Linked DNA regions of Mus musculus: region 1 is linked to region 2. Evidence: chromatin loops called from intact Hi-C (ENCODE). Cell type or tissue: gastrocnemius. All regions are shown on one strand. Links, peaks and the distances in the headings refer to the core of each region. The heading gives the core; the rest is flanking DNA.

Evidence for each region. Hi-C counts contacts between places; a loop is a spot of excess contacts. Peaks named below come from ENCODE experiments on the same cell type or tissue, not always from the same donor. Only the 100,000 strongest peaks of a DNase experiment are listed, where the experiment ranks them.
Region 1: it touches region 2 in a loop (4-fold over the local background); 3 of 42 quality-filtered maps call a loop at or near these places.

What each region holds. Positions count from the first base shown.
Region 1 is chrX:85,816,178-85,832,890 of GRCm38, reverse strand. It overlaps Gm14762 (predicted gene 14762), which reads right to left and starts at 6,230. Exons shown (of 2, transcript NR_152196.1): 1 at 6,015-6,230. It also overlaps a transcript of 5430427O19Rik not described here. In gastrocnemius, for the core only: no CTCF peak of the experiment used is centred there; no DNase peak of the experiment used is centred there.
Region 2 is chrX:85,870,085-85,887,264 of GRCm38, reverse strand. 5430427O19Rik (RIKEN cDNA 5430427O19 gene) reads right to left here and starts at 16,992. Exons shown (of 2, transcript NM_001163539.1): 1 at 16,829-16,992. In gastrocnemius, for the core only: a CTCF peak has its summit at 7,844 (motif pointing right); DNase peaks (open chromatin) are centred at 4,321 and 7,855.

The DNA.
Region 1 (16,713 bases), core at 3,507-11,506, 54 kb after region 2:
CGGATATTTTAAGAATATTTATATGATAAATGCGAAGGCTAACAAACTCAAGTAAAACTATATTTCATCCAAGTGACTCTTGATGTCACTACATAATCCATAAAGACAATCCACTTCACATTCTAAGCTATGACTCTTGCTCCTCCTATGATCAGTGCAGACAAGGGTGATGGCTACATGGCAGTGCTGTCATTTCATGTGTAAATAGCTACAGCCTATAAAACAAGAGGAGTTATTTGCTCTGTGATCCTCCCAAAGAGATTTTTCTATTATCTCCACATATTCATATGGAGCTAGATGATGATCTTATGTAAGTAGGCATATACTAAAAATGGGTGTGTGGATTGTGGTTTGATTATCATTTACTAAACAGCGAATATCTACTTGCAAGTGAATAATAACATATTTGTCCTATTGGGTCTAGGTTACCTCACTTGGGATGATATCTTTTAGCTCCATGCATTTGCCTACAAATTTCATGATGTCTTGGTTTTAATAGCTGAGTAGTATCCTATTGTATAGCTGTATCACATTTTCTGTATATCTTCTTCTGTCAAGGGACATTTAGGTTCTTTCATGTTTCTGGCCATGATGAATAAAGCCACATAAACATAGCTAAGCAAGTGTTCTTGTGGTAGGTTAAATATCCTTTGGGTATATTCCCAGGAGTGGTATAGCTGGGTCTTGAGGTAGATCGATTCCCACCTTTCTGAGTAACTGACATATTGATTCCCATAATGCCTTGCAAGTTTTCACTTTCCCAGCAATGGAGGAGTGTTTCCCTTGCTCCACATCCTCACCAGTGTATGCTGTCACTTGAATTTTTTATATTAACCATTCTGACAGGTATAACATAGAATCTCAAAGTTGTCTGGATTTATATTTGCATAATAGCTAAGGATGTTGAACATTTAAGTGTTTTTCAGCCCTTTGAGCTTCCTTTATTGAGAATTCCTGTTTAGATCTGTAACCCATTTTAAAATTGGGTTATTTGATTTTTAATATATAGTTTCGTGAGTTCTTATATATTTTGGATATTAGATATCTATCAGATGTGGTGAAAATCTTTTCCCATTCTATAGGCTGCCATTTTGTCCTTTTGATGGTGTCCTTTGCATTACAGAAACTTTTCAGTTTTATGAGGTCCCATTTATTAATTGTTGATCTTAGTGCCTGTGCTGTTGGTGCTCTGCTCAGGATGTTGTCTCTTTGTCAGTGTGTTCAAGGTTGTTCCCCATTTTCTTTTCTACCAGGTTCAGTGTGTCTGATTTTATGTTTAGGTTTTTGATGATCCACTTGGATTTGAGTTTTGTGAAGGGTGATAGATATGGATCTATTTGACTTCTTCTATATGCAGACATCCAGTTTGACCAGCACCATTTTTTAAAGATGCTTTTTTAAGGGGTGTATATTTCTGGCTTCTTTATGAAAAATCAAGTGTCCATTTGTGTATGAATTTATGTCTAGGTCATTAATTTGATTCCATTGATCAACTTCTCTGTTCTTACACAAGTACCATGAAATTTTTATTACTATAGTTCTGTAGTACAACTTGAAATCACAAATGGTGGTACATCCAGTGGTTCTTTTATTGTTCAGGATTATTTTAGCTATCCTAGATTTTGTGTGTGTGTGTGTGTGTGTGTGTGTGTGTGTGCTTTTTCCATATGAAGTTGAGAATTGTGTTTTCAAGGTCTGTAAAAAATTGAGTTGAAATTTTGATAAGGATTGCACTGAATGTATAAAATGCTTTTGGTAAAATGGTAATTTTCACTATGCTAATCCTACTAATTCATGAGCATGAAAGATCTTTCCATCTTGGATATCTTCCTCGATTTCTTTCTTTAAAGACTGAGTTTTTATGGTAGAATTGATTCAATCCCCCTTTTCTGCTTTTCTCCAGTACTAATACTCTTCTGCTAAAGACTTACTTACTGTCCATGTCACGAGTATCAGTGTTTTTTATGTGTGTATATAAATAGGAACATAATTCAAACTTGGAGTCCATAGAGACCAGAAGAGGGCCATGGCTAACTGCTGCTGCCAAGCATACAGGGCAGGATAAAACTTCCCATTACCTGCCCAGGAAAATTTTGCATAGTAAGTGCCAGACTAGTCAGAAATATATAGTAAGTTGCTATTTCAAAAACAATAAGACCCAGAGTATATGAAGGAGTAGCATGCGAGACCCATCCCTAGCTAGAGGGCTACTAATAGTTAATGGCTGCTAGTAGAGGGATGGCCAGTTTTCTTTAAGGGTGGATGAAACACCTGATGGGTTAGCCATGTTCCAATGTATGATCCCATAATCAGGTATATGTGGATTGCACTAATTGGGTTCAATAGATTGTAAAAAAAAAAAAAGACATATTTATTGAGAGATATGGGAGGAGGAGCTATGAAGAGTTAGAGAGAGAGAGAGAGAGAGAGAGAGAGAGAGAGAGAGAGAGAGAAGGAGTGTGAGTACAATAAAACCAAACCCCAAACAAACAAACCAACAAACAACAACAACAGTAAAAGAAAGACAACATATTAGCTAAAAGCATTTGTTGTTCTTCCAGAGCATCTTAGCTCAGTTTGCAGTACCCAAGGCAAGAGGTTCACAACCACGTATAACTCCACAGCTCTAGGAGATCTGATGTTCTCTTCCGGTCTGTGTGGTACCCATACATTCATGACCTTAGCATTCTGTCTAAACTCCACCCCCACAGTTAGCTGGCAACAGTCAGCTTTTGGTAAAATGGCACACTATAAAGAGGGCTGCTTGCTCCCTTCTCTCTCTCTCTCTCTCTCTCTCTCTCTCTCTCTCTCTCTCTCTCTCTCTCTCTCTCCCTCTCCCTCCCCCCCCTCTCTCTCTGAGTGTGTGCCTTAATATGCCAAAGGAGACAGAGTCACAGTGAAACTAACACAAGTTTTGGACCAAATGAATTTAACTGATAACTTCAGAGCTCCCATATTAACTGGTTTACAACCATTATTACCTCAACCCCAAGGTTGGACCAATCCAACATCCTCTTCTGGCCTTTGAAGGTACCCACATACTCATGGTGCACTCACATGCACTCAGGCACATGTGTGTCCGTATGAAATAAAAATAAATGAGGGTAGGGAGTCATGACAGCCAAAAAAATAATAATAATGAATTAAAAAAATAAAGATGCCAGAGGAGATAATTGAATCCCCTGGAGCTGGAGTTACCACATTGGTGCTGGAAATTGAACCTGGGTTCTGTGGCAGAACAGCCAGTGCTCTTAATATCTCAGATATCTCTTTGGACCCTATTTCTTTGTTTTTAGAATAGAATCTTACATTGTAGCCCAGGCTGGAATCTAGAGTTCCCAGTGTAGCCTAGGTTAACTTTAGGTTCGCTTTTGCTGCAATCTTCCTGCGTCAGTGTCCTGAGGGCTGAAGTTATAGGAGTCACCAAGACTGGCTTCACTCCTTCTCCTTTCAATCTTCTCTCCTCAATCTTTTCCCCCTCAATTTCTTTCCCTGTCTCTTCCCTACCTTCCTCTTTCTTTGCTATGTGTGCCAGTGACAGGAGCATGGCAAGGAGTGACACCTCAATTGAGGTCAGAGGACAGCTTGCCAGAGTTAGTTCTCTCCCTCCACCAGGAGGGAACTGTCAGGTCCAAAGGAAACTCAGGACAAAAGGCTAACTGTGGTTGCCTATTAGCATACCAAAGCACATGCTGGCCTCCAGGCTCCCTCAGCATCACAAATACTTGTTTCAGAGTCCATCTGGCTGGTATCCTGGGTCTGCTCAGCTCCTCTCACCCTTCCCCCTCCCCTAAACTTGTAGTTCATGGGCTTCCTTTTCCCCAGCTTCTCATCTCTATATAACCCTGCCATTTTGATCATGTGCCCTCCTTGATCCTCTCTGTCTTGGCCCATTCTTCTAGTTCTCTCTCTCTCTCTCTCTCTCTCTCTCTCTCTCTCTCTCTCTCTCCCTCCCTCTCTCTTTCTCTCTCTCCCTCTCTCCACTTTTTCTCTCCCTCACTTCTGTCATGGCCTGGCTCAGTCTACTATTTAGGTCTACTTTCTCTCCCTGCTGTTGTAGCTCTCAGTAGCTATAATAAGAACCATGCTACCATGTTTGGAGCAGTCATGTCCTCACATTATACATCTGATGCTGAGACCCTCACTGTATGTAGGTACCAGGGATCAAACTCTGAGTATCAAGACTGAAAGCAGATCACTTTATTCACTGAGCAATCTCTTTAGCTCAGTCTTTATGTAACTAGTGAGGTAGGAAAAATTCCTCATTGTTGGCAAAGGATAGAATCAGTCTCATGAATAAGAGACGACTTCTTGCATTTCATCCTCTTGTCATTGGGTAAAGGTAGGAGGCCAGTAGCAGGCTCTCAGCAAATATTGACTTCCTGCTTGATGCACTTCTCCATCTAATATATTTTTCACCATGTTTAAAGCTGAACTATATCAGAAACTGAAAGACAGTCACTAAAATGTTAGGTTCTCAAGGAAATGGATTAAGACAGTGTGAATGTGGTATGAGGAAAAGTCCCAGTCGGAACAGAAGGGGAAATCATGTGTGGCTTTGGGCATGTAAATACAAGGAAAGAAAGCTGAGAAACACATCATTATTGTGTCATTTTTGAGGCAATATAAAGAGCCTCTTTCATGTGCTAGGAACTCCTTATGTAATGTGGGTGTGGGTGTTAGGTTGAGAGGACAATGAAACAGATAGGGAACTCATTCATGACTTTCTCCTCGCAGACTGGTAAGGACCCTTTTGTCATCCTTGCCTTCTTATCTTCCCATTCTACATACCAACAGGGAAGACAGGGAGTGATGCAGTGCATTTGAGACCTCCCTAAATAAAAGCCCAGTACCCATGTGTACTTTTGATGTTATTTAAATACATTACCTGCTGCTGCTGACATACCCGGGGGAAGTTATGTAATCTGGTTGTGAAATACACAACAAAGAGTGGTAGTATCTTTACTGGAAGTTGGTATAAAATGAGTATACACCCCTTTGCCTTTGCCCAAAGTTGAATATCAACTTTCCCACTAGCTTTGGAATTCCAATGAAAGGTCACATTCACAGAAAGATGGGTGTTTTGTGCCAATAAAATCCAAAACAATTATAAAACTCCTAGTCCAACCTGAACAAAGCTATACTTCTGGAACTGATAGGCACTGTTAGTATTACCATTTGGACAGTGCCATGCTTTCTGCCCTTTTTCTTTTTCTTTTTTTTTTTTTCACGGTTTATTTTTCCTGTCTGCTTGCCCTTACTACTGATTAAAGCTAGTTGAACAGTCCTTCAGCAAGGAAGAACATATTGAGACATCACAAATCATTGCTCTGTTTATATTTCTATCATATGTGTTAAATATTTCTGTTATGGGAAAGGCAGTTACTTGTGATCACCTTGTCATGAAGGCTAGTGACGCTCCTTCACATTTATAATGATTTAAAGCTCATTTGCTTTTTGTGGAGGAATCAAAGTTCAGACAGTTCTCTAACTAGAATAGACTTTTAAGTTAATGAAGGACTAGGAACAAACTGTTCTTCCTTAACAGTTTTCTTTTTATTTTATTCGTTATTTTTGCCTTTCTTTGCCAATGTTTTACAGATATGTTTGCTGTTCTTTGGAAACTAGGAGACCCTTATGGAAAATCAGGTAAGGGGTAAGACAATAAATTACTTGGGAAAAGGAAAGCCAGAAACTTAGTTCTGTTACTGAAACTGAAGTTGTATACTGCTCACTGCTCGACTGAAAATCCCAGAGACAGAAGTAAGTTAAAAGAAATAGATTTATTCACAGCTGGTCTTGTGGAAAAGATGGGGGACTTTTCTGTCTCAAAGCTCCATGTTGGCATCTTGGAATGAAACTCAATGGCAGGGCACTTGCCCAGTATTCTCACAACCATGCTTCTGTCCCTACACTGCCAAAACAAAGAAAGTCTCTGTGTAGGACAGAAGAGGGAATAGTTTTGTGGGACACGAAGTGGTTATAAGGAGACAGTGAGGAAAACCAGACCTTACCTGGGATGGGTCTTTCTCTCCAGGGCACCGAGTCTTTCTGCTCTTTTTAAAAATCCTGTCTAATTCAAAGAAAGTGTGGGGAGTGATGATGGGCGATTCCACCACAGGAGACAGCACAAGAGACAGAAAGGGCTCCATTTTCAGGCCAATAGAAGGATTGAATAGTGTGATCCTGTGCCACAGACTGATACTCCCCTTTAAAAAAGAAGTTCTGCTGACTCGATACTTCAGAACACTGGCTGCTCTTCCAAAGAACCTGGGTACAGCTTCCAGTACCCACATAGCAGTACATAACTGTCTATGATTCCAGTCCCTGAAGTCTAATGTCCTTTGCTGGCCTCTGTGGTCACTGGCCAAGCACATGGTAAATAGACATAGATGCGGGCAAAACATTTATACACATAAAATCAAATCAAATTTCAATTTAAAAAATGATCTGATTGGGGCCCAGGATCTGGGCTTCCCATGTCCATCATCTGCCTTATTCACTTCCAAATACATTACTTTTTAAGAAACTTAATTTGTAAGAGCCGAGGGAAGGAAGAAATGTCACAAAGGTCACTCTTAAAAACAAAGGTCACTCTTAAGAGTTTAGAATGGCAGCTAGAGCTGGTGGCTCAAGAAGGTTATCATAGGAGGCAGGAGCAGGAGTTTCAGGCCAGCCTGGGTTACAAACTAAGACCTTGTCTTGGTTGCCACACAACAAAGCACCAAGAGCCATCCTAAACAAAGAGAGTCCCCTTCTGTGATGCTAAAGACTAACTGAAAAGGAAGAAGCAAGCAGAGCATGAGCTGAGCGCTCATCCCTGTCTCTGGTGGATACTATGGGACTAGCTGTTTCAAATTCCTACTGCCATGCCTTCCCCACCAGGACATATTGTAGCCTCAAACTGTGAGCCCAAATAGACCCCTGCACTCTTAAAGGGGGGTATTAATTTTAATTGATTAATTAATTCAAATTTTTATTATTTTGAGACACAGCCTCGCTTTGTAGCCCAGGCTGACATAGTAATCACTATGTAACCCACACTGCCTTCAACTTTGCAGCAATCCTGTCTAAGCTTTCTAAGTCTAGGGGCTGTAGATGGAAGCTGCCACGTCCAGTCAAAGAATATTTGCCGATGTAATCAATAGTTCTTACGTTACTTCCCCCCCCCCTTGGCTGTCCATTGGAGATAAGTCAACACAGTGCTATCATGCTGTTTAAGCCATCTTCTTCAAGTGATCCCCACCCCTACCTCACCACCACCACCACCACCACCACCACTGCTGATGCATCTTAGAAGAAAGCCAGGACTAGATGAGGACTCTGGGGAATGGACAATATTTTTGTAGCACTGGAAACACTTATACAATACTTAATAAAAACAAGAAATGCACACAAGACACAGAGTGAATAGACATTTCTTGTCTGCAAACTAGTAACGAGTTCTCACAGATAGAGGAAATCCAGCCTTTAGCTACTATCATACATAGAGCCTTACTTGTAGCAGGTGTCCTATGTAGATATTTCCTTAGCCTTGGAAAGATGGTCTCCATAGATATCATCTTGCTCAATACTGTATCTTGCTTTTCTTTCATACATCCTGTGCCATTCATTCTTTTCATCTACGGGGAAATGCCTCTGCCATTTATATATTTCTGATTTATTTATTTACTTATTTATGTTTTATTTTAATGTATTACTTTATTTGACTTTTGTTACTTAGTAGTATGTGTATGATGTTTGTGCATACATGTATACAATTATACATGTGCCTGTGTATGAGTGCATGTGTGCATGTGCCATGACACTCATGTGGAACTCAGTGAACAACCTGGGGTGTGAGTCACCACATTCTAGGAGCAAGGACTTGTCCTCCTGGTCTTTTCCTCAGGAGCTCTGGGATTGCAGACATACGTTTACCGTGTCCAGCTTTTATTATTATTATTATTATTATTGGATATTTTCTTCATTTGCATTTCAAATGTTATCCCTGTTCCTGGTTTCCCCTCTAAAAAACATCCTCCTCCCATCCTCTCCCCCCTGCCCCTTGCTCACCAACCCACCCACTCCTGCTTCCTGGCCCTGGCATTCCCCTCCACTGGGGCATGTCCACCTTTAAATGGACTCTGGAGATTCCGATTCTGGTCCTCAAACTTGCATGTCAAATGCTTTACCCACTGAGCTATCACCCCAGTGGTCCCCACAGCCTTGCTACATTTTTTTGAAAAATACAGAGACAGGGTCTCACATTGTAGTCTAGAAGGCCTAGAGTTTACCATGCAGTTAAGGATGCTTCAAAGTTGTGTTAACTCCACTTCACATGCCCCTTTGCAGGTATTAGAATTACAGACATGAGCCACCACATCTGGCTATGGGCCCTTTAGACATGCTTCTTTGCCAGCTTACCAGGGTGAGCTCTGGTAATAGAATGGGCTGGAAAGGCATCACAGGATGAGAGCAGCCACAACAGTTTCACAGGGATTTTAGTCTTATGAGTAATTTCTAGGAAATTACAGAAAGTTGTTTCGCAAAGAGCATAATTTTGGCCTGGAGATGTAAGTAAGTGGTACATTGCTTTCCTAGCATAGGTGCAATAGCAACCCTGAAGCAAACAACAAAAACAAGCACATTTTTAACAAATTAAGAATCAATCTCTAGCTCCTTCATTGGGAACCCTATGCCCAGTCCAATGGTTGGCTGAGAGCATCCACCTCTGTATTTGTCAGGCACTGGCAGAGCCTAGAGAAAGGAGTGAAGGAGCTGAAGGGGCTTGCAGCCCCATAGGAGGAACAACAATATGAACTAACCAATACCCCCAGAGCTCCCTTGAACTAAACCACCAGCCAAAGAGTACACATGGTGGAACTCATGGCTCCATCTGCATATGTAGCAGAGGATGGCCTTGTTGGTCATCAATGGGAGGAGAGACCCTTGGTCCTGGGAAGGCTCTATGCCCCAGTGTAAGGGAATTCCAGGACAGGGAAGCAGGAGTGGGTGGGTTGGTGAGTAGGGGGAGGGGGGTGGGATGGGGGGTTTTGGAGGGGAAACCAGGAAGGGATAACATTTGGAATATAAATAAAGTAAATGTCTAATAAAAAAAAAGAATTGATCTCCCTTCCTTCCTTCCTTCCTTCCTTCCTTCCTTCCTTCCTCCCTCCCTCCCTCCCTCCCTCCCTCCCTCCTTCCTTCCTTCCCTCCATCCATCCATAATTCCCTCTCTCCCTCCTTTCTTATCTACCTCCCTCCCTCCTCACCTCTTTCTTTCTCTGTGTTTCTTTATTGTAGTGGGGATTGAGCCTAGGAATTTGGAGAATAACCTTGAACTCCTGACCCTCCTACCTCAATCTTCTGAGTGTTAGAATTTCAAGTATGTCCTAACACATTCCTGGTTTACACAGTGCTAAGGATTGAACTTGTGGATTCATGTATTCTAGACAAACAAGCAGCTCAGCTAGAACCCAACTCTCTATTTTTGAGATACGAAGTATTAATCCTTGTGATGTAGAACTACTTTGGTGCTACAATATTCTTAGAGAACTTAGTCCCCAACTTTCACAGAAACTGTTTGAATCTTTCCACCCTGTCCTTTAGCTCTCGATATGTTGCTTGCAGTACATTACCACGAGATTTTTTTTTTTTTTCTGGAAGCATAATGCCTCTTTTGGTTTCAATTTCAGCTGCATTCCTTCAATCAAACTCTGTCAAACAGCAAGAGACATTTTTGACTGCTTGCCTTGCCATTCTCTTGCCTTTACAGCTCAGAATCTACCCCAACACTGCTGCTGCAGGATCAGACCTGCCATAGGAAGAGAGTTGCAAGCTGTTCAAGACTCTGGTGTAGAAAAAAATGAAAAGAAGATTCTCTCTCTCTCTCTCTCTCTCTCTCTCTCTCTCTCTCTCTCTCTCTCTCTCTGAGATAAGTTCCCATTACGAAGGCCTATCTGGGTTAGAACTCACTATGTAAAGCAGGTTGGCCTTGACTTTCGATATACTCCTAGTCAGCTTCCCAATTAGGCCTGAATCACTAGAAATAGCAAATATTAATGCTTTTTATACATGTGTAAATGCACAGCCTTATGGAGTCTAATGTGATATTTTGATACCCATGTGAATTATGTAATGATCCAATAGCATATCCAGTTGCATATGGAAGCTTATGTTCGTTACTCTAGCACTCAGGAGGCTGACCCATGAGGATTGTTTTGAGTTCTAGGTCAGCCTAGGTTACAGAAGGAGGCCCTGTCTTTAAAACCTAAACAAGGGAGCAGATAAGTTTACTCATTTGGTAAATACACAGGTCAGCAAGCCTGATGGACCATATTTTCTCCCTGGGATCAACATGGTGGGGAAAATTGACAACTAGAGGCTGACCTCTGATCTTCCCATGTGCACCATGGTGCTCATGAGTGTATACAAAGACACGCGCACACACACACACACACACACACACACACACACCACACACACACACGAAAAGGGTAAAGCAATTAAATAATTAGGTATCTGCTTGCTTCCTGGGCTCAGAGTAGGTACAAAGTGAACACAACAGGCTTGCCTTCAAACTGTACTGTGTACTTTCGAGATGAGCCTTTGACATCATATTTGACTTCTGCAGATAAATCAGCAATCTCCACTCTTAGGTTTGCACCTCACTAGTCACAGAAGCAGCTCTTATCCTTCGATTCCATGGTAGCAGAGTAATGACCTTCCCCAAACGTCCGGATTTGAATCCCCAGAAACTATGAATACATAGTCTTCCATGGCAACAGAAAATTAAGGTTTCAAATTTCATAAAGGCTAGTAATCAGTTGAGCGACAATGGGGATATTATCCTAACTTACTTTTGCTGGTCTCGATGCAATTACAAATGTACTGGAAAGTAGACAAGAGTGTCAGAAGAGCAGGCGGTGAGAAATAACAGGCAGACTGATGACAACTCCAGGAATGCAGGTAACCTCTGAAGCTGAAAAAGACAAGAAAACAACTCTCCCACGGATCTCCCACACAAGAATGTAATCCTACTAGCACCTTGATTTTAGCCCAGTGAGAGTCATTTGGAACTGCTAAACATAGAATTGTAAGATTATAAGTTTGTGTGTATTTGACAACCAAGTTTATGTTGTTATTGTCTTTCACAGGAGTTACGGGAAACTAAACACGTCCCATATAACCAAGTGACATTTATGTTGTAATTTCACTGAATTTTAATAAATTGATTATTTTATAATACATACAAGACAAAAGGTGATTTCCTGTTCTTTTTTTCCTACTATGATTGCGGAGGCAATGATTTTACTAGTCATACTTCTCCTGGTCTTTTTAATGAAAAAAATCTAATTTGCAACCTAGTTTTCATTTGAGATTTCATGAACCTCTTTTCGGGTTATTTCATATGACTGTAACTTATGTGAAAGTTGAAATATAAGACTGTCATGGTGGTACATATCTACAATCTCAATACTCAGGAGATGAAGGCAAAAGGATTGTTACATCTTTAAGGAGAGTTTAGGCTCATAGTAAGCCTGAGGACAGAGTCAGACATGTAGGAAGACATTGTCTCAGGAAACAAAAGCAAACAAATGAAAAACAGACCATGTTGACATATGCATAATCCAGTGATTGGAAGACAAGAAAATATAGGGTTCAAGGCCAGTCTAGGCAGTATAATGAATTTGTGGCCAGCTTAGAGTACATAAGATTCTCCCTCCAAACAGGGAAGGCAGACATGGCATTGTACATTTATATTCACAGCAATTGAGAGGCTAAGGCAAGAGGATCGTTGTAAATTTAAGGGCAACCTGAGTTACATAGTGAGTTCTAGACCAAACTCAACCAGACACACGTGAGACAATGAAAAAACAAGAGGTCAGGGGTGAAGCTAAGTTGTTAGAGAACATGTACATAAACTCATAAAGTCCTGCGGTTCTCCAGCACTTCATAAGCCAGGAGTGGTGGTGAACATGTGTAATCCCAGCAACAACATGGTAGTACACAATGGTAATCTGTCACTTTAGAAGTGAAGGCAGAAGAATCAGGTGTTTAAGTTCATTCTTAGTGTCTTTTACACACATGGCCTTTTAAAAATCAGCCTGGGCTACATAAGACCCTGTCTTAAAGCCGGGCGTGGTGGCGCACGCCTTTAATCCCAGCATTTGGGAGGCAGAGGCAAGCAGATTTCTGAGTTCCAGGACAGCCTGATCTACAGAGTGAGTTCCAGGACAGCCAGGGCTACACAGAGAAACCCTGTCTTGAAACAAACAAACAAACAAACAAACAAACAAAACACAAAAAAGACCCTATCTCAAAAATAAATAAATAAATAAATAAATAAATAAATAAATAAAGGTAAAGAATATTTTGTTGTTTTGGTTTTTCCCAAAGGAAGGTCTGACATAACCCAAGCTGACTATGTAGTATAGTACCTCTCTATGTAGTCAAGGTCAACCTTAAACTTCTGATCCTCATGACTCCACCTTCAAAATCCTGGAGTCAGAGCTGAAAGACATAAAGCCTGGTTCATGCAGTGCCTGGAATCAAACTCAGAACTTTGTGCACACTACTTGAGCATTCAGCCACCTAAGCTACGTCTCCAGCACAAAATATTTATTTTTTAGTCTTCTATTTGTTAATTCTTTGGGAAATTCATGATACAATTCACATCCATCTTCTCTGAGATTCACTTATACTTCCACACCCGATCCCAACTTCCTGTCTATTTTTATTATAATAACTCATCAACTTCCATTTATACTGCCCATACAGATATCCCATTTGTGGCTGTATACCTCATGACTGGTTATTCTCTACACTGTAACCAGTTAACTGCTATCCAAAGAAACTTCTCTGATGAAATCTGAGAACTTCACTAATTAACTACAATAACTGTACAATAACTGTACATCTCAGCATAGCTTCATTAATGAAATTTATAATTCTGGAATTATAATGACAGTGCTCCAAGGATGATGCATTAAGATCACAAATTTGAGGCCAGCTTGTGTTTTTCTTTCTCTCTCCTTTTTAAAATTTTGTAAGACAAGGTGTCATTTAGCTAAAGCCTTAGCAGGCTAGAAACTGCTTCACAATCCTACTCAGCTAACAAAGTACACAACCATGCCCGACTAAGTATCCTTTTATTCCTAAAAATAGAGCTTTGTAAAATATTTTTCTCATAGATGTTAACTATAGACACTCAATATATGTTAAGCTCTGTATTGATATGTTTAGTATCTCCAAGACTAGCTTGGCTGGTATATAATTAATAAAATACAACCGTGATAAACTCGGTAATAATATTTTGAATATACACATACATTTGTGTAATCTCTCCTTTTCAATAATTTACTTATTCACTTTACATGCAGATTAAAGTCCCCTCCATCCTCTTCTCCCTATACCACCTTACAAATTCCTCCCCACATTACTCCCTCCCCTTCTCCTCCCAGAGTGGGAACCCCCCTTTGGGTACCACCACACCCTGGAACATCTAGTCCCAGCAGAATTAAGTTCCTCTTCTTCAACAGAGGCCCAAACAGGCACTCCCAGGTAGGGAAGAGGATCCAATGGCAAGCAACAGAGACAGCCCCCACTACAATTGTTAGAGGACCCACATGAAACCAAGCTGCACATCTGCTACATGTGTGCAGGGTGCTTAGGCCCAGTTGTGTATGCTTTTTGGTTCATAGTTCAGTCTCTGATAGCCCCTATGGATCCAGGTTAGTTGATCCTATAGGTCTTTAAGATCCACCTGATATTTGGACACAGATAGCTGCATGTGTTTCCATTCACTGCTGGTAAAGCCTCTCAGAAGACAGTTATGGTATGTTCTTGTCTGAAGGCACAGCAGAGTATCATTAATAGTGTCAGGCAGGGGTTGGCTCTTTCACATGGGATGGGTCTCAATTGGGACAGTCATTAGCTGGCTACTTCCTCAGTCTCAGCTCATCTTTATCCCTGTGCATCTTGTAGGAAGGACAAATTTTGTGTTGAAGGTTTTGTGGGTCAGTTGATGTTCTCAAACCCCTCCTTCCACTAGAAGTCCTACCTGGCTACAGGATGTGGTGCTTCACTCTCTCTATCTCCTGCTGGTAGGAGTTTCAGCTAGAGTTACCAACAGAGAATACCCATAGCCTCCCCAACCCCAGGTCTCCAGCTAGTTCCTGAAATGCCCTCACCAAGTTCCATTCCCACCTCAGACCTCTCCCACTCCCTCCCACGACACCTATTCAAAATCCATATACCCCCGCTCACCCCTTCTCCCACTCAGTTGCCTCTATCCATCCACCTCTGATAACTGTTTTCTTTCCCCTTCTGAGTGAGATTCATACATGCTCTCTTGGGCACTCACTACACAGTTTCTTTGAGTCTGTGGATTGTGGTGTGGTTATCCTGTACTTTATGGCTAATGTCCACTTATAAGTGAGTACATATCATGCATGTTTTCTTGGGACTGGGTTACCTAACTCAGGATATTTTCTAGTTCCGTCCATTTGCCTGTGCAATTCATGATGTCCTTGTTTCTAATAGCTAAATAGTATTCCAGTATGTAGATGAACCACATTTTCTGTATCCATTCTTCAGTTAAGGGACATCTAGGTTGTTTCCAGTTTCTGGCTATTATGAATAAAACTGCTATGAACATAGTTGAGCAAGTGTCCTTGTGGTATGGTGGACTTATTTTGGGTATATACCCAGGAATGGTATACCAGCCTCTTCAGGTAGAACTATTCCATATTTCATGACAAACCACCAAATTGATTTCCAAAGTAGTTGTGCAAGTTTGCACTCCCACCAACAATGGAGGAGTGTCCATCTTGCTTCATATCCTCTCTAGCATGTGGAGAGTTTTTTATCTTAGCCATCTTGATTGGTGAGTCATTTTGATTTGCATTTCCCTGATGACTAAAGACTCTGAGCATTTCTTTAATTGCTTCTTGGCCATTAGAGACTCTTCTGTTGAGAATTCTCTGTTTAGCTCTGTACCCCATTTTTAATTGGGTCATTTAGTTTATTATTGTCTAATTTCTTGAGTTAGTTCTCTGTTGGATGAAGGGTTAGTGAAGCTCTTTGCGTTGTATAGGTTGTCATTATGCTCTGTTGACTGTTGACTTAGTCTTACAAAAGCTTTTCAATTTCATGAGGTCCCATTTATTAGTTGTTGATCTTTGTCTGAGCTATTGGTATTCTGTTTAGGAATTTTCCTACTGTGCCAATGAATTCAAGGCACTTCCCCACTTTCTCTTATATTAGATTTGGTGTATCCAGTTTCATGTTGAGGTATTTGGTTCACTTGGACTTGAGATTTGTACTGGGTGATAAATATGGATCTATTTGCATTATTCTATATGTAGACATCCAGTTGACCAACATCATTTGATGAAGATGATGATGCTTTCTTTTTTCTTTTTTTTACATTCAATAACCCGATGATTTTTATTAGATATTTTCTTTATTTACATTTCAAACGCTATCCTGAAAGTTCCCTATACCCTCCCCCGGCCCTGCTCCCCTCCCCACCCACTCCCACTTCTTGGCCCTGGCGTTCCCCTATACTGGGGTATATAAAGACCTAGGGGCCTCTGCTTTCTTTTTTCTATTGTATGGTTTTGGTTTTGTCTAGGCCTGTGGGTTTTTCAGGGTCTTCTCTTCTATTCCATTGATCAACCTGTCTGTTTCTATACCAATACCATGCAGTTTTCATCACTACTGTGTTGTAGTTTTCCTTGAAATCAGGGATGGTGAATCCTCCTGAAGTTCTTATATTGTACAGCATTGTCTTAGCTATCCTGGATATTTTGTTTTTACATGATGTTGACAATTGGTCTTTCAAGGTCTGTAAAGAACTGTGCTGGAATTTCCATGGGAATAGCACTGAACCTGTAGACTGCTTTTAGTAAAAATGACCATTTTTATTATGTTAATTCTACCCTATCCAGGAAGAGAGTATATCTTCATCTTCTGATATTTTCCTCAATTTCATTCTTTAGAGAATTGAAGTTCTCGTCATACAAATATGTCTCTTGCATAGTTAGAGTTACAGCAAGATATTTTATATTATTTGTGGGTATTGTATAGAGTGTTTCTCTAATTTCTTTCTCAGCCCATTTATCATTTGTATAAAGGAAGGCTACTGATTTCTTTGAGTTAATTTTGTATCCAGCCACTTTGCTGAAGGTATTTATCAGCTATAGGTTTCTTTGTTAGAAAATTTGGGGTCACGTACATATGCTATCATATCATCTGTGAATAGCAGCACTTTGACTTCTTTAATTCCAATTTGTTTTCCCTTGATCTCCTTTAGTTGTCTTATTGCTCTATCTAAAACTAAAAGTACTATGTTGATTAGGGAGAAAGTCTGCTGCCTTGTCTTGTCCCTGATTTTACTGGAATTGCTTTAAGTTTCTATCCATTAAATTTGAAGTTGGCCTTTAGCCTGCTGTATATTGCTTTTATAATGTTTATGTATATATTTTATATCTCTGATGAATCAAAGACGTCTATCATGAAGAGGTGTTAGATTTTTGTCAAAAGGTTTTTCAGCATCCAGTGAGAATCATATGATTTTTTTCTTTCCCTTTGTTTACATAGTGGATTACATTGATGGATTTATATATATATATATATTGAACCATCTGTGCATCCCCAGGATGAAGCCTTCTTGATCATGGTGGATGATGGTTTTGAGGAGTTCTCAGATTCAGTTTCTGAGTATTT
Region 2 (17,180 bases), core at 3,633-11,632:
GAAGAAATATGTGGCAAATTCTACTGAAACAAGAACTGTAATGTTGCTCAATTTTAAAAATTTCTTTCCTGGGGTCTAGACAGCAATCAGGATATAGGAGGGATTCTAAAAGTGTTTGGTACGTTGATGAAATGATTGATAAGAGTTCTGAAACTAATTTATAAGTGATAAATTATGAAAGACCAATGTTTCCCCCTACCTTTTAAGGCTATGTTGGATTTTTCTTTGTATTCCTCTCACATCACAGAATATATCCTAGAAATGTCTACACTCAACTGACAAGTTTACCTCTACCCTAGTTATTAAAATTCTTTCCTGACAGTAAGACGTCCCACACCTTCCCTCCCCCTTCCACGTCTTTAACAGTTGTCATTGAAGTCTGGGGTGGAGAGAACAAGCCAGAAACCAGCAGCTGCATTTTCTAAAAAAAGGAACACAGTGGCATTCCTGGAATTTGAGCAATGGGCGACAGTGAGGAGAGCTGGTTGTCTTTGATCACAAGGGCTGGGCTACTGAAACAGACCTGTCGATTTGACACTGAAGATGAAAAGTCAAAAGAAGTATCATTGTTAAAGGTACACAACGTTATGGTTTTTAAGTTTCAGCCCTTCTTTTATATGCATGTTTTCCAAGTAACTAGAATGTTCCTTTTAAAAATTGTACAAAGATAATGTATAAGTATCTGTATTTTTTGGAATTATTTCCAAAGTATATTAATCAGATTCACCAGTTGCTTAAATGTAGGCAAAGTTAATATGCAACAGAAAGGTACAAAGCTAAGTTTTCAACTAATCTGTGAATCATGCTTGTATTCTTAGTATAAGGACAAAAAGGAAAATATGATGTCAACCTTAAAGAAATACTTTCAAAGTACAGTTCTAACCTCAATAAAACTAGTTTCCAGATGAAAAGATAAAGTTTAAACACATGAAAGAATAACTAGCCAGCCAACAAAGATGACCATAGAAGCTCTAATAGTGAGAAAGTAACTTCCCTAACCCGTCCCCACCAGGCTGCAGCAAGCCACTCTCCTTACAGGCTCAATATCACTGCGAATCACGGCAAAAGTTCACTGTTGACTTTGGAATTACTATATAAATTTTAGAGAATCTTGGCAGAGATTTGCTGGGACCACGTAGAGAGAGTCTAAAAAACTAATAAAAAACAAAAGTTGACAGTGAGATCCTGTTTCAAAACACACAGGCAAACAGAAACTAAATGTCAAGCATGGAGCTATGCATCCATGATCTTAGGAAGTCGAGGCAGAAGGATCTGGAGCCTATGCCCAATCATGTCTCATATAAATCAAAAGGAAAGAGAGAGGTGAGTGTACTAATAATAAAAGAATGATTTTTGAGATACTATAACTTGAGATTTCGAACTTCATAATCTAACATCAAAAGCATTAAAAGCTTAGGGCGTAATATTTTGGGGTCAGCATTATGAAGTCAGTAGCCAACTGCCCTGTCCAGAAAGGCTCCTGCGATGGACCTGACTAGAGTGTATAGGGAAAAGACAAACACACAGAGAAACACAAATAGAAAAACTGAAGTCAGGTGGATGAGGTTTTCTAATAGAAAAACCACAGCACCCCAGGAGCTCAGCGTGTTTTTTTGTTGTGCTGGCTGGTCTTGTGTCAACTTGACATGCAGGCTAGAGTTAGCTGAATAGAGAGAGACTCCGTTGTGTAAATGTCTCCATAAGATTTGCTTTAAGGAATTTTCTTAATTAGTTATTGATGAGGGAGGGCCCAGTGCATTTTGGGTGGTGCCATCCCTGGAATGGTGGTCCTGGGTTCTACAAGAAAGCAAGGTGAGCAAGCCATGAGGAGCAAGCCAGAAAGCAACATTCCTCCATGGCCTCTGCATTAGCTCCTTCCTCCGGGATCCTTCCTTGTTTGAGTTCCCGTCTTGACTTTCTTCTGTAATGAACAGCAATGCAAACATGTAAGCTGAATAAACCCTTTCCTCCCCAACTTGCTTTTCAGTCATGGGGTTTTGTCACAGCAATAGAAACCCTAGCTAGGACAATTACATAGAGTTGAACAGAGATTTGGCATTAATGCATATGGCTGAACAAGGAGGATGGGTGATTCCGTACAGATAAAGAAGAAAGTGGTGTTATGGCATGTAACTGAAAGAAGGAAACAGATTTAGCTAATCCTAGTAGGAACAGCCTCTATAAGGTAAAAGCCTTCAGGCTGTAAATATCTGAAGGAAGAAAGCTATGGTAGACATTTCCTGCACACACTACCAATGCCCACACTTGGACATCCAAAGAAGGCTTTGCCATTTTCTTCTGGTCCTAAGGTTAGGGTCTTTGAGTTGGCTGTGCCCATGCCAACAACACATGCTCACTCAGGCAGAACTTCACTTACTCAGGATTTCCTTTGCTCTCCATACCCTAGTTCCCATGGAGAGAGTGAGGAAACAGGAACTCTCAGAAATTCTCTCATGCCTAACAAGATGCAAATCAGACAGGCACATGGTTCAGATAGGCATGCAGTCCTGAGGCTACCTTATCAAGTCTCCTTACAAACTGAAAAGATATTGAAAGCCCGTGTACCTGAAAGATGCCTACAGTTAGGATAGAAATATTGCAGACAGAACTACAAAGAGCACTAACCAGGGGCCACATGAAGACATTGCCAAGGATATGTGTGTGATGACCTGGTGAAATCAAAGCTATTCTCTACATATGCCCGTTCCTAACTGATCTTCTAGTTCTACATATGAGCATCCTGGAACTCAGAGGTAAAACCTGGGTGGAGGAAGCCACTGAGATAAACCTGATAGGCAAAGGAATAAAAAAGGCAAACTGCACAGTTGTTAAGGGCTGATGCAACTGTAGACCTTTACTACAACAGAACAACATGTCACCATTCTGACAGTGGGAAAAAAAAAGAATGGAATAAACATGTGTTTACCTCAAAACACAGTTTGGATAAACATAATCTACCAAGATAACCACTAACTAACTGTTGCTCTATCATTCTCATTATATTATCAATATATTTTATATTATCATTGCTATAGATACCTCCATGGGCTGGGGAAATGAATTAATTTGACACAACTGCACAAGAACCTGAGTCCAGATCCCTAGCAGTAAAAGTGCTGTGAGGTAAAGACAACTGGTTACCAGGACAACCTGGGTTACAGAAAGATGTCGTGGCTCAAAGACATAAATAAATAAATAAATAAATAAATAAATAAATAAATGAATGAAATTCCACGATTCCTTCAGCTTGAGAAGCCTGCACTCGCCCCATAAGCATATTTGTTTTCAATTCCTTATCTTATCCTGTCTCCCAATTCTTTCTTTGATGGTGACGAAGACCTGAAAATACAGGGTAAAGGTCTCAATCTGGTCCCTTTGAAAGTTCCTTAGCTTCATCACCTGCAACATTGTGATGGGATTAAACTTTGACTGACAAAGAGTACTTCCTACATAGGAAGCTATGAACCCAACTTTGAGATAAAGAAGCAAAGATTCCAAGTAAGAGAACAGAATAGGCATAAGTGTGTGTGTGTGTGTGTGTGTGTGTGTGTGTGTGTGTGTGTGTGTGTTTCTATCTCTCAAACTGTTGCCAGCAATCCCCTCCAGGGGGCACTAATATCCAACATACCTAACAAATTCAAAAGGAAGTGGCAGGGCAGTGGTGGCACATGCCTTTAATCCCAGCACTCGGGAGGCAGAGGCAAGCAGATCTCTGTGAGTTCAAGATCAACTTGGTCTACAGAGCAAGTTTCAGGGCAAAGAGGGCTACATGGTAGAACAACCCTACCTTGAAAAACAAATGACCAAACAAACAAACCAGTGTACAAGTGGGACTGGAGAGATGGCTCAGCAGTTAACAGCACTGACTGCTCTACCAGAGGTCCTAGTTCAATTCCCAGCAACCACATGGTGCCTCACAACCATTTGTAATGAGATTCGATGCCATCTTCTGGTGTGTCTGAAGACAGCTACAGTGTACTCAGATACATAAAATAAATAATTCTTTTAAAAATGTACAAGTGAAAAGAACAGTTACCAAAAGAAGGACAACACTGTTAGCCATCAGGGAATTGCAAATTTGAACTTCTTTGACATTCTACGATAACCTAGCCAGAATGGCTCTCATCAATATATCAAACAACAAATACTGCCAAGGGTTTGGGTAAAGAAGAAACATCTGTAAAGGTTAATAATGGTTGCCAATTTGCCACGATCTTGAATTACTTAAAAGACAAACTTCTGACTGCACACAGAATGAGAGCAGCTGCCTCCTGCTTCTCTCCTGCTCCTGCTGCCAAGACTTTCCCACCATGATGCACTAAAACCTTGAACCATGAGACAGAATACATCCATTCTCCCTTTAGTTGCTTTTGTCAAGACATTTTGGCACAGCAACAATACAAGTCACTAATGCAGAATCTAAACTGGTACAGCCACTCGATTCAGAAGTTCGCTTAAAAACTAAAATGAGATTACCATGTGAGCCAACTACAGCACTCCTGAATAGATACCTGATGACCCTGATGTCCATGTACCATATAGATACATGAAAATTCATATGTATTCATGGTAGCTGTCTTAGTCAGGGTTTCTATTCCTGCACAAACATCATGACCAAGAAACAAGTTGGGGGGGAAAGGATTTATTCAGCTTACACTTCCACATTGCTGTTCATCACCAAGGAAGTCAGGACTGGAACTCAAGCAGGTCAGAAAGCAGGAGCTGATGCAGAGGCCATGGAGGGATGTTCTTTACTAGCTTGCCTCACCTGGCTTGCTCAGCCTGCTCTCTTATAGAACCCAAGACTACCAGCCCAGAGATGGTCCCACCCACAAGGGGCCTTTCCCCCTTGATCACTAATTGAGAAAATGCCTTAGAGTTGGATCTCATGGAGGCATTTCCTCAACTGAAGCTCCTTTCTCTATGATAACTCCAGCTGTGTCAAGTTGACACAAAACTAGCCAGTACAGTAGCCAAGATAAGGAGTTAGGTGCATGAATATCCTTTAATAGATAACTAGATTGAGAAAGTGGTGTGTGTACGTATAAAAGCATTTTACTCAGCTATAAAGAATGACAACTTGATACTCACAGGAAATGAGTGCAAGTGAAGAGCAGAATATGAAGTGAAATATATTTAGAAAGATGAGTCATTTTTCTTATATAGATTTAAATGAGAGAGAGGGAGAGGGAGAGGGAACATGAAAGTAGAGAGGTAGGAAATATGACTTAAAGCACAAGGGGAAACCAGAAACAGCAATGGATTACATGATGTTTGCGAGAGGAAGAAGATAACCAAGGGAGCAAAGAGGGAAGGAAATCGCAGTGGGAGGGTGGATGAAAATAAAGAATAGGTTTCCATATATGTGTCCTAATGAAACACATATTTGTATGCTAACCAGAGTGTCCAACAGCCTCTTCTAGCACCCTCAGACACTAGGCACACATGTGTTACATATACATACACACAGGCACTAAACTAAAAATAAACGTTTTTTTAAAAAAAAATTAGGATTGAAGAATTAACTCAGTGTCATAGTACTTCCTTCCTAGCAGTTGCAAAGTCCTGAATTCAATCCAAGTTCCACAAAAGAAAAAAAAGATTTTAAAACTAAAGAAAAATATTTTAGAGTAACTAAGAAGAAACAGAAAGGTGATACTTTCTGTACAACTGGATTTTGGTGAAGGAATGAGAGGCTGTCAAAAGTGACCTTCAGTGGGCTCTGAAGCACAGGACTCTCTTAACAACACAGTGGGCAGGTCAGAGACAAGAGGGACTAGCAACATAGTGAATAAGTCTCTCTTGCTACTCTCATGTTTGGCAGTGACAGTCTGTAATGTGTGATTTTTCAGAGTCGCACATGCCTTGAGAGCCTTTCTTGAAGAACTTGACTTTCTTTCCCCTGTTCCCATTCAGATAGGTTCCAGATCTCCCACTGTGTATCCCCCACTCTTCAGATTCATCCATCTGATGTGGGAGACGCTTCTCTCTCAAGGTGCGGGAATATTTATGAAAAGCACTGATGGTCTCCGTGCCTTCACAATAGTGAAGAAGTTTGTTATTTGTGAAGAGATTTGTTATTATCTTAATTATGATAAGTAGAGTTTCCACCAGTCTAGCTGAGCAGGGTACAATCCCCGCACTTGGGAATTAAAACCAGCCTCTGCTACAGGCTAAGACTGTCAACAACAACAACAACAACAGGCAGCCATTCATGTATATGAAGCCAAGTGCAGATTCGTAAAGTGAAAATCGATCCTAGTGTCTAGAGATAGATTTATCCCCTGGGTGGGAAGAGTGAGAAATAGTGTCGGAGAAATCCATTGAAAGACACAAGGCTGAAAGCCTTTCATTGAACTTCAGGTAATGTTAAGAATTTCTAATAAAAAAATCCTAAATCAAATATCCTCCAATGTTTTAATGATCTTTACTGCCAATATGACACCATAAATGGACAGTTCATCTCATGTCACAGTTCAGGCACACACACACACAAAACATATATTGTATAAAGTTGTCTTTGGTGTCATGTGTATGTACAGAATGATACATAAAATTTGCATTTTCCGAAAGACACAAGTATTTCAAAATCTTTAACAAACCTCTTCTGGTCCCAATCTTTCAAAACCAAGGATTCCCAATCTGACATTCAAGGAAATATTATCAGGGTGTATTGAAGTCTAACAGTAAAGGTCAAGATGAATGAATTTGGGTGAGATTGACAGACTGTAGCTATGGATACAAGCTAGGAGACTTCTGGGTTCATTCTCCATCTGACACAGGAGCTGAGATCAAGGCAACAGACGAGACAGGGAAGAGATGGGAGGGACTGGGAACCAAGCATAGCAGAGTACTCCCATATTCCTAGCACTTGGAATGTAAAAGCAGATGGATCAAGAACTCAAAGTCTATTTTGATTCCATAGCAAATATGAAGCCAGGCTGAGCTATATGATACTGCCTTGAAACCAAAGCAAATATAAATCAACAAAAGCTCTCAAATGTGGAAATGAAGGTGAAAAGGGGGCCTGAAATAACTTTAGAGCCAGGGGGAAGATTGCTCTGGCTTTTGATGCTTGCTTAGGTGAACGTGGTAAAACTCCGCCTCAATAGCATAAGCAGCACCCTTGAGCCTGGATATTTTGAGATATGGCACTAGTGCTGTCTGAAATGGGGCTGGGGGCATGTTTAGCTTCGTTCCTCTTAAGCCTACAAGAGATGGGATATCTGAGTACAAATATTCATGTCTAGGGGATGCCAGTATGATGAAGTAGATCCATAAGGCTAGCACTTGAGAGACAAACACAGGAGGAGGCCAGCTCCATTTCTCTGCTATGATCCAGACTAGCAAGGACTCCATCGAGAGACTATGTCTGAAATGACAGAGGGAGAGACTGAAGGAGGAAGATTGATTCCACCAGAGAGGTAAGTTACTACCTAAAGTCAATAATAAAATCAGCTTCCAAAAAGAGGAAGTCGGGACCTCAGGGAATTACTGGTATTTTTAATTGTGCCCCATAATGACACCACATTGCCTTGTCACAGATCTTTGTAAAGACTGCAGGAGTTTCGGAAGTACTGAATAGATCCCGTTTTAGTTTCAGGTGTTAAAATTGAGCAGCTTTGGAACAATTTATCCAGTGTCCCGAGGCAGTCAGACACTATTTGTCAGAAAACAGAATTTACAGTTACATTATCTAACTTTTCAGACACTAGGCTGCTTGTGTGTAAAGTGAGCATTCCATTATCTCTAGAAAGTCCTGAAACTTGACTATTGCCTGAATTTAGGAAGAGGGCTGGTGAATTTACCCAGAATCTGATGTTTCTGAGAACTGGCAGCAGAGGGCAGTAGAAAGCACAGCACAGAGCTTTCTGAAAGTTCCTAAGCTGTGCAGACTATCGCTGCACAGAAATTAGAAACAGAAATATACAAAGACAGTTGATTTGAGCTGCACGTTACAGCCCAAGCCTATAACACCAGTACTCTGAAAACTGACACAGGAGCACAGCTGTGAGTTTGAGGCCAACTTGGGCTACATAGCAAGACCCTGACCAAAAGGGGGTCTCAGGTAAAGCTGGTAAAACAGTTCACTAGGTAAAAACATTTGCTGCCAAGCCTGATGACTTCACTTTGATCCCCAGAACCCACTTGCTAGAAGGTGAGAACCAACTTTGGCAAATTTTCTTCTGAGCTCCACATAAGTGCCATTATATGAACACACAAATAAATAATAGATAGATAGATTATTTTAACTTAGTTTTTAAAAAATTATTTCATCTTATAACAACAAATGGACCACTAGAATGAACACAGTGTTTTGAATTACAGAATCCATTAAAAAAAACACAAAACAGAGAATAAAAACTTCCTGGGACGATTTTAGTTTGTTTCTAGCATTTTTCTTAATAATTTTTATTGCCTATGAAATGTTAAAAAAATAAATAAATAAAGCTATCATGATATCTCAAAGGCATACTTAATTTTATTTGAGGCACTGATTCTAACTGATTAAATTGTTCATATACCTTATTGTTTGAAGTTTTATTTCTTATCTTATGGAAGCTTGCTCTCTCTTTCTCTCTCTCTCTCTCTCTCTCTCTCTCTCTCTCTCTCTCTCTCTCTCTCTCTCTCCCAGTGTGTGAGTGTGTGTGTGTGTGTGTGTGTGTGTGTGTGTGTTTAGATTCTATCACTGGTTAAGTGTGAAAAGAAGACATTCAAGGACATCTGCTGATTAGATGTTCTAGGCAGATTTAGCCTACATTAATCATTACCAGACAGTGGCATACCAAAATTAGCCTGGTTTGCAAGTTCATAAACTAGAAGTATGGGCTAAAGTACAGTACTTTGTTCAATCATTTACTTGGTTTTCTGAAGAAACTTCAATATAAATTCTTCCTTCTAGATCTCTATGTATGTGTCTGTATACATTACCATGAAATTCTTGTTATAACTTCTGTATATAGACATGCATTTGACTTACACTCTAGAGCAGAAACACAGGATTTTCTCTTTAGAGAACCTAATGATAGCACATATCTAATCCCAGCGCTAGGGAACCATAGACAGGAGGATCAAAAAATTAAGGCCAAATTTGTCTACAAATTCTAAGCCAGCTAGGACTACATAATGAGAACCTTTATAAACTACAAAAGAAAAACAAAGCAAAAAGAGATAAAGAGAAGGGACTTTGTAAAGGGGACATCTAAAAATACCTGTTAGGTCCAACCACAGAAGGAAAAAAAAATACCTGTTAGGGATAGCAAATATTTAAGGTATTATAGGTCATACAGAGTCTGTTGCAACTCTGCTATCGTAGAAGAAAAGCAGACACAGACAACATGCAAACAAATTGTTATGGCTGTATTCCAATTAAACTTTATAAAAACAGAGTCCTGGTCTGTGGGTTGGTTAACTTTGACCTTAATCAACTACTGCGTGTAGTAGCATATTCCCAACACTTGAACAATTGCTTACTTCAAAGTTAGTCTGGGCTAGGTTATTATAAGTTTCAGGCTAGCTTGTGCTTTAGATAAGACCCTGTCTTAAATTAAGATATAAAACAACAAGCAAACCAAAGGCAGGCACAGAAGGACTTGGTGAGGCATACCCTGACCCTATGCATTGGGAATTTGAGGCTGAAGATCATGAGTTCAGAACCAGCATGGACTTAATTTAGAGAACTGATCTCATGAGAGACAGGGGAGGAAAAAGAAGGAAAGAAAAGAACAATAGGAGGATACGAAGGAAAAACAGGAAAAGAAGGGGGAAATGCAGATAAAGTAAATTGGATCAGACATCCTGATAACAACTCCTCTTTGGTTACTTTCTATATTTGACTTCTAATCTTTCAACAATATTGGACATTGAATATTATCATAGCTGTCAAGTGAGGAACTGACAAGGTGATAGATGATAAAAATGTTCATTTGAGGGAAATAAAGAGAGGTAGCAGGAGTAGCAGGGCAGACCATGGAAATTATGAGAGGATATCATCAACATGTATAATATACATCGATGACAACATCAAAATAAATTGTGTTAGTATATGGACTATATAGACTATTTAATTAATACATTATATGTTACTGAAAGGTGTATGAAGGAAAACCTCCCCTTCCTAGGTCATGCAGCTACTGTCTACTGAAAGCAAGGTTGAAAGCCATGTTTATAATCTCCAAAGCCTGTATTTAGAGCATGTTGTTCTGCTGCATAGTTGAAAGTAGTTAATATCACACAGTTGTGATACCAAGCACTTTTGTTCTTCCGAGAAAACGACATCATCCCTGTTAATAACAACAGCACTTGCCAAGTAAAAGGAAGAAGATGCAGTGACGTCTATATTTTGTATGTCAATGCTCATTAATAAGCAACTTATGCTCCATTTTGAATATAGCAATATTAATATTTTCCTGAATTCGTCCCAATACTGTAGCCTAGTATTTCATTAGTCTTGATTTTACAGCTACCTTCCACAGGTAATTTAATTTTACCAATGTACTGTTTACACATCAACCAAACATCTAGATATGTCAGTCCCCCGTGATGTGTGGTCTGCCTGCTTAATCTCATCTCTGCCTGTTCACAACAGGACTGGAGACCCTGGCTGTGCTGAGCCTATCCCAGGTCCACCTATCCCAATTACCATCCTTGGGATAATTTATTCTTCTGTCCTGAGAGCTTAGACTCTATAGTTATACCCTGGCCTATCTCTCATAATTTTCGGGTCTCACCTCAAACACATAGCACTTCAGAGACTCTCTCTACCTAAATTAGAAAAGGACTCTACGTTCATATCTTCCTTATTGCAAGATAGTTAACAGTATTATGTGGGATATTAATAAAATCCCAACCAATGCCATCACTAAAATAATGGAAACTGTGTGTAAGAAAGGAGTAATGGCAATGGCAAAGAGAAAGACTGCTGATTGGTATGGAAGGGAGGCATTTGGGATGGTAGTGTGCTAGAACATAGCTTGTCTCTTGGAGAATACTTTCAGTAATGACAAACTAAGACACTGGAAAAGGCTGGACTGAGATGGGTACAAAGGACACCTCCAGTGACCAAACACAAATAGAGGCAGTGAGCTGGAACCACTACCCAACACTGTGTTGTATAATCTGGTAGGAAAAAAAAAAGATCAAAGTAAAATGTTGGATGCTACTTCATAGATGATCTTGATCTTTGCCATCAAGTCTGCTAGTACAAATTTCTCACAGCTGTGGGTCAGAATACACCTGTAATCTCAGCACTCAGTAGTCAGAGATGAGAGAATCAAGAGCTATTCTTGATTACATAGTGATCTTAAGACCAGCATGGGCTGTAAGAGCTTATCTCAAAATAATAAGAAGAAACAGTAGCCTTTAGACAGTGGTGACAATTTCATCTGTTTCAACATCTACAAACTTCTTTCACTGTAGTAAATCCTTTAAAATAATGCATGCTTATTTTTTTCTTGTTTTGCCACTATGTGCAATATTGGATAGGTGTCTGTGAATATTTTTTCAGGCCAGATTTTGAGCAGCAAACTTACTAGAATACAGCTATTATTAAATTGAATTTTGGTGTTCAGGGTGCAGGCTCTTATATAGCCCAAGCTAACATGAAGCTCATTACACAGCCAAAAACAGTCTTGAACTTATGATCTTCCTGCCTCCACCTCCCGAATGTTAGGCTAAGAGACATGCACTATCAGGAGTGATAACACACACCTGAAATCCTAACACTGGGAAAGCTGAGGCAGAAGGATCAAAAGCTTAGCCATACCATGTAATGAGCTCGAGGCCAGCCTGACTTCATGAGACTCTGTCCCAACAGCTCAAAAAATAAAACCTAAATAAAATGTCTGTTCTTTCTGGACATGATGGCACACATCTATAATCTTAGCACTGAAGAGTTGGGGCAAGGAGTATTGTTTATGATTCTAAGCCAGTCTAAGCCAGTCTAGTCTATGTAGCAGGTACCAGGCCAGACAGGGCTATAGAAACAGGCTGTCTCAAAAGCAAAACAAACAAACAAACAAACAAACAAATAAAATATAAACTCTATTCTTTAGAGATAGAAATAATTAATGGCTTAATGGTATATTTTAGATTATATCCTGAATAGTTCATCTTACTCGTCTGTATTTCTTTTGTATTATTAATGTGTATGCAGATACAGGCATATGTGAAGGTGCTCATGCCTGCAGAGGGTAAAGATGAAGCTTGCATGCTATTTCTCAGGCACTGGAAGCCTTGTTTTGTGGGACAACGGCTCCCACTGGCCTGGAGTTCACCAATTATGCTAGGCTGGGTGCCCAGAGAGCCCTAGGGTCTCTGCCCCTCACCTGCCTTGGGATTACAAGGGCACATCACCATGTTCCATTTTTATTCAGATTCTGAAAACCAAATTCAAATTCACAGCAAGCAATTTATCTACTGAACTATCTTCGCAGCCTCATATTATTAGGCTTTTTTTTTTTTAAAAAAGTCAGCATATAAAGTAATGAGTTTCTTTACCAGACATTCATACATATATGACATTATACTTTGTTCTTATTAATCCCCATCCTCTACTGCCTTCTTCCATCCTTCCTGCCTGCCTGTTGCTAATTCTGTTTCTCTCTCATTACCCTGTCTCTCCCCTAACACTTCCCTCTTAAGGTTTCTTTTTCCCCTCACATGACCTCTTTCTTGATTTAATACGCATGCGCACTAGAGACGTTTCTACAAACACCCTGATTTCATTCTTCTTTACAGCGTAATGAAATTCCATTTTGTATATCTGTTATTTTCTTTATCTAAACATTGGCTGATGGACATCTAGGCTGTTTCCATTTCTCCACTATCATAACTAATAAAACAAGAAGTAAGGATGTGCAAGTATCTCTGTAGTACACTGCCTTAGAGGACTTCAATTATATACCCAGGAGTGATACAGATGAGTCATATATTCTACTTTAGTTTTTTTTTTTTCTTTAAGACATGGTCTTCAACCTGTGGTGATCCATCTGCCTTGGCCTTCTAAACTCTGGGATTACATGTATGAGTCAACACACTTGAGTTCTATTTTCAGTTATTTGAAGTACCTTTACACTGACTTCCTTAGTGCATTCCCATTTTTACAATCCCACCAGAAGCACAGTAGAGTTCATCTGTCCCAGCATTTTTACCAGAATTTGCTGCCTTTTTTTTTGATGATGATGATGATAGATAACCTTTCTGACAGGAGTGAGATGAATTCTCAATTCAGTCTTAATTTGCATTTCCCTGACTCATTCATTTTTCAATTCCTGTTATGAAACAAAATTTGTGACTAACTATTCTTCTGCCACGCATTTTTTTCAAGGCAGGGTTTTATACTGGGTGTAATGATATGTGACCATATACATTGCACTCAAGATGCAGCGGCTTTAGGACCACCACAAGTTCAAAGCCAGCCTGTACTACATAGAAAAACTGTTTGTCAAAGACAAAAGAACAAAGAAAATTCTTCTTTTTCTATTTGACTTTACCAGTAAATAATTTTGATTTCAAATGTACTGGTATCGTTATATTAAAAGACAATAACTACATCTAAAAGCTTTACCTGATTAGGAAATAACTCATTTCAGAATGTGTGGACTTTGGTACAGAAGTATTAGTAAATATATTCTTTCATAATTTTGATGTTTCTTTATATTCTTCCTTATCACTTCCTACATTTGAAAAATCAAACCTATGAGCACCTTTTAAAAATATTTTAAATATACTTTTAGAAAAAAGAGATTTTCAAAATAAGGAACAACTTTTCTAGTTTATAAATCCACACTTCTCTTCCATTTTTTGATATAAGGTCTCATTCTGTAGTCTGGGTCAGCCCGAGACTCAGTACATACCTCAAGCTGTCCTTGAACTCACATCAGTTGTCCTGCTTCAGCTTCCCAGGTTCTCAAATTACAGGCATGAGTCCCCACCCTTGGCTTGATCTTACATTTTTTCAATGCCATAATTATATTATCCTTATGTAAAACATTGCTTGTGTTCTTAGAAAATATACACTCAAGAATTTATGGATGGTATGTGTAATGAAGCCAACAACATACTCTCAAAAATGTCATAAAAGGGAGAGAGACAGGGAAAAAATGAGAAATAAACATGGCAAAATAATGTGCCAAATTAATGTACTTGATGGAGACGTGGATGCTCACTATATTATCTCAAGGGAACAGAAAGGGATAATTGTTTGTTTCTTTACTTTTCTTTATATTTAGTTTGGTTTTTGAAATGAGGTTTTTCTGTGTAGCCCTGGCTGTCCAAAAACTGGCTCTGTAGACCAGGCTGGACTTGAATTGACAGAGAGCCACCTGCTTCTGTCCCCAGCTTCTGCCCTCTAAGTGCTGGGATTAAAGGCCTGTGAGATTGAGGGGTTGTTGTAGTTCTGAAGAGTATTACAAATCTGTTAACCATTCATGTCACAATAGATTGTTTTAAAGATGATGTTCATGTGAGTGTGGTGGTATATGCCTTTCATCTTAGCACTGGAAAGGTAGAGGGAGGAATATCAGGAGTTCCAGATGTGTCTCAGTCACTTAGGGGTTTCAAGGACAGTCTCTACTAAATGAGACTCCATCGCATAAAACCAAACAAAAATATTTTCCACCTTGCTATGGATGTTTACACAGTTTTCAATACTCTTTATATCTACAAAAGCTTTATATCTAAAAAATCTTGGAAACAATTGTTCCAGAGAGGCTCATGCAAGAAATGCAGTAGAGTATCAATATGAATAGTCGAACCAACTCAAGTCCGGATTCAAGCATAGACAGATGATGTGCACAAAAGGAAGGATGTTTGAGGTAAACAAAAAAGAAACAAACAAACAAAACAAAAAACGACTAAAGTAAATTTCATGCACCCATGTATTCCCTGTCTTTAATACCAAATGAAAGCTTTCCTCAAACCATCCGGATAACAGTTTGAAAAGCCGTATCACTATAAACCATATTCACTTTTAATATTTCCTGCCACATAGGATAGCACTATCACAAGCTTGCTGAACTGAATCATCGAGACTGAAATTCAATGGGAATATAATATGTTTTTTCTCTTCTCTAAGTCATCAGCACAACTGAAGTCAAGAGCCATGGCGTTCCTGCATATTCTGCTTGTTAGGCCTTCTCATTAAAATGTAGAATTTAAACAGTGTAGCAGTAGCAAAACAGAACTGATGAAATTATAAAAAGAAAGGTTTTGAAGGCTGAACACAGTAGTGCTGACTTGTTATCTCAGTAGTGAGAAGTCTGAAGCGTAAGATCGCTGCAAGTTTGTACACATCCTAGGCTACGCAGTATGATTTAAGGCCATCCAGGGCTACACAAATAGACTTTGTGTCAACTCTCGCATGCGCGCATACACACACACACACACACATACACACACACACCGGGTGGGGTGGGGTGGAGCATACATGTAAACTGTTATCAGAATCAGGCTTATTGGTGCACACCTATAATCCTAGCACTTTGGAAACTGAAGCAGGAAGTCCAGTGTGCATTACCAAGGAAGAAAGAATCCATCTCAAAAAAAAAAAAAAAAAAAAAAAGATGCAGTCACAGAGCCACGGCCACAGAGTTTGGCTAAGTTGCCTGCTTTTCTGAATTACTCAGAAAAACATAATGTTTCCTTCTCTTCTTTCCTACCCATGGTCTAGGCATGCCTCTGAACATGCTTAAATCACATGGCGTGACAATCTATTCCTCCTGTCCTTCTTCCTCCTTCGGTCAGCTGCTGAGATTTGCAGTTTGCCTGCCCTAAGGTCTTTGCTTTTCAACACTAATAAATTTGTCCTCCGGCTTCCAACTTTTAAAAATTAATTGATTAAAGTAATTTGAAAGATGTTTGACCAAATCAGTCAAATTTTCCAATTAAAACAGAATAGATTATACTCTGCCTAGTGGCCTGTACCTATAATTTCAGCACATAAGAGACTGAGCTAGGAAGACTTCCATGAATTCAATGCTAGCCTGGTCTACATAGCGAGTTTTGGATCAGCTGGAGCTACACAGTAAAACCCTACCTTTGAAACAAACAAACACAAATTGTGAGTTATTTTGAGGAACTGACTACATGAATCCAACCTTTCAGTATGTATTATACATCTAGCAGACTTTACAAATAAAATCTCTTACTGTTATTCTACTCATAGAACTTCAAGCTTCATTGCAGACCTGTATCTTAAAATTGTGTTACTTAGCAGGCATGGTAGATCACACCTGAAATCCCAACAGTAAAGGGCTGAGGCAAATCAGTCTAGGCTACAGAGTGAGATCTTAGAGCAAAGAAAATAAATGAATAAATGAATAAGTGAATAAATAAATAAATAAATAAATTAGAAATAACATTTTAAGCTGGACCTTAAACTTATAGTGCCAACTATTCAGGAGATTAAAATTTCAAGCTCTATCTGGTCTATCTGGCCAGATGTTAATGAGCTTGTTTTTTAGAAAATAAAATTTTAACTCTAACTGTTTGCCTAGTATGTACAAGGCCCAGAGTTCAAGAGTCAGTGCTCAAAAGCAAGCAATAGCAGCAACAACAGTAAAATAAACCAGAACACTGTTTTTAGAACTACCCAAAATGACATAAGGATGTCAGGGAAGGACGTGTTTAGCTTAATTTTTATTACTTAACTGTCTAGCCTCACTAAACATTTGATCAAGTTCCTAGTCACTCTAATTTAGTAAGCTAAGAAATCCTTTCTGATGACGTAGGCGTAGGCTTGAGTTCTAATGATCAAAGGCTAAGAAAGCGTGGGAAGAGGAAGGAGAAGAGTTGATAAAAGAACCAAAGAGCCCAGTGCCTCCCTTACCTTCACCGGAGTCTGCTCCTTGGATCCTGCAGCAACACAATGACTGATCTAATAGAGAAGAACTAGCCAGACAGGGCTCTTTTCAAAAAGCTCTCAAGTCTCTCACTGAAGAGGCTACTAAGATCTGCCCCCTTCTTAGTATCACTGATCCTATGGAACAAGAGTTGTTTCACTTAAGTCTAGTTTGTTCTAAAGAAGGAGTGGGAAGTCCCAGGAAATGGGCAGGAGGTAACTGACAAAGCCACACTGGGCCACAGAATGGTGTTTCTTCCTCTTTTTTTGAAAAATGAAACCTATCTGTGAAACTGTCTTGTGTTTTTTTCAAAAAAAAAAAAAAGAAAACAGTTTATGG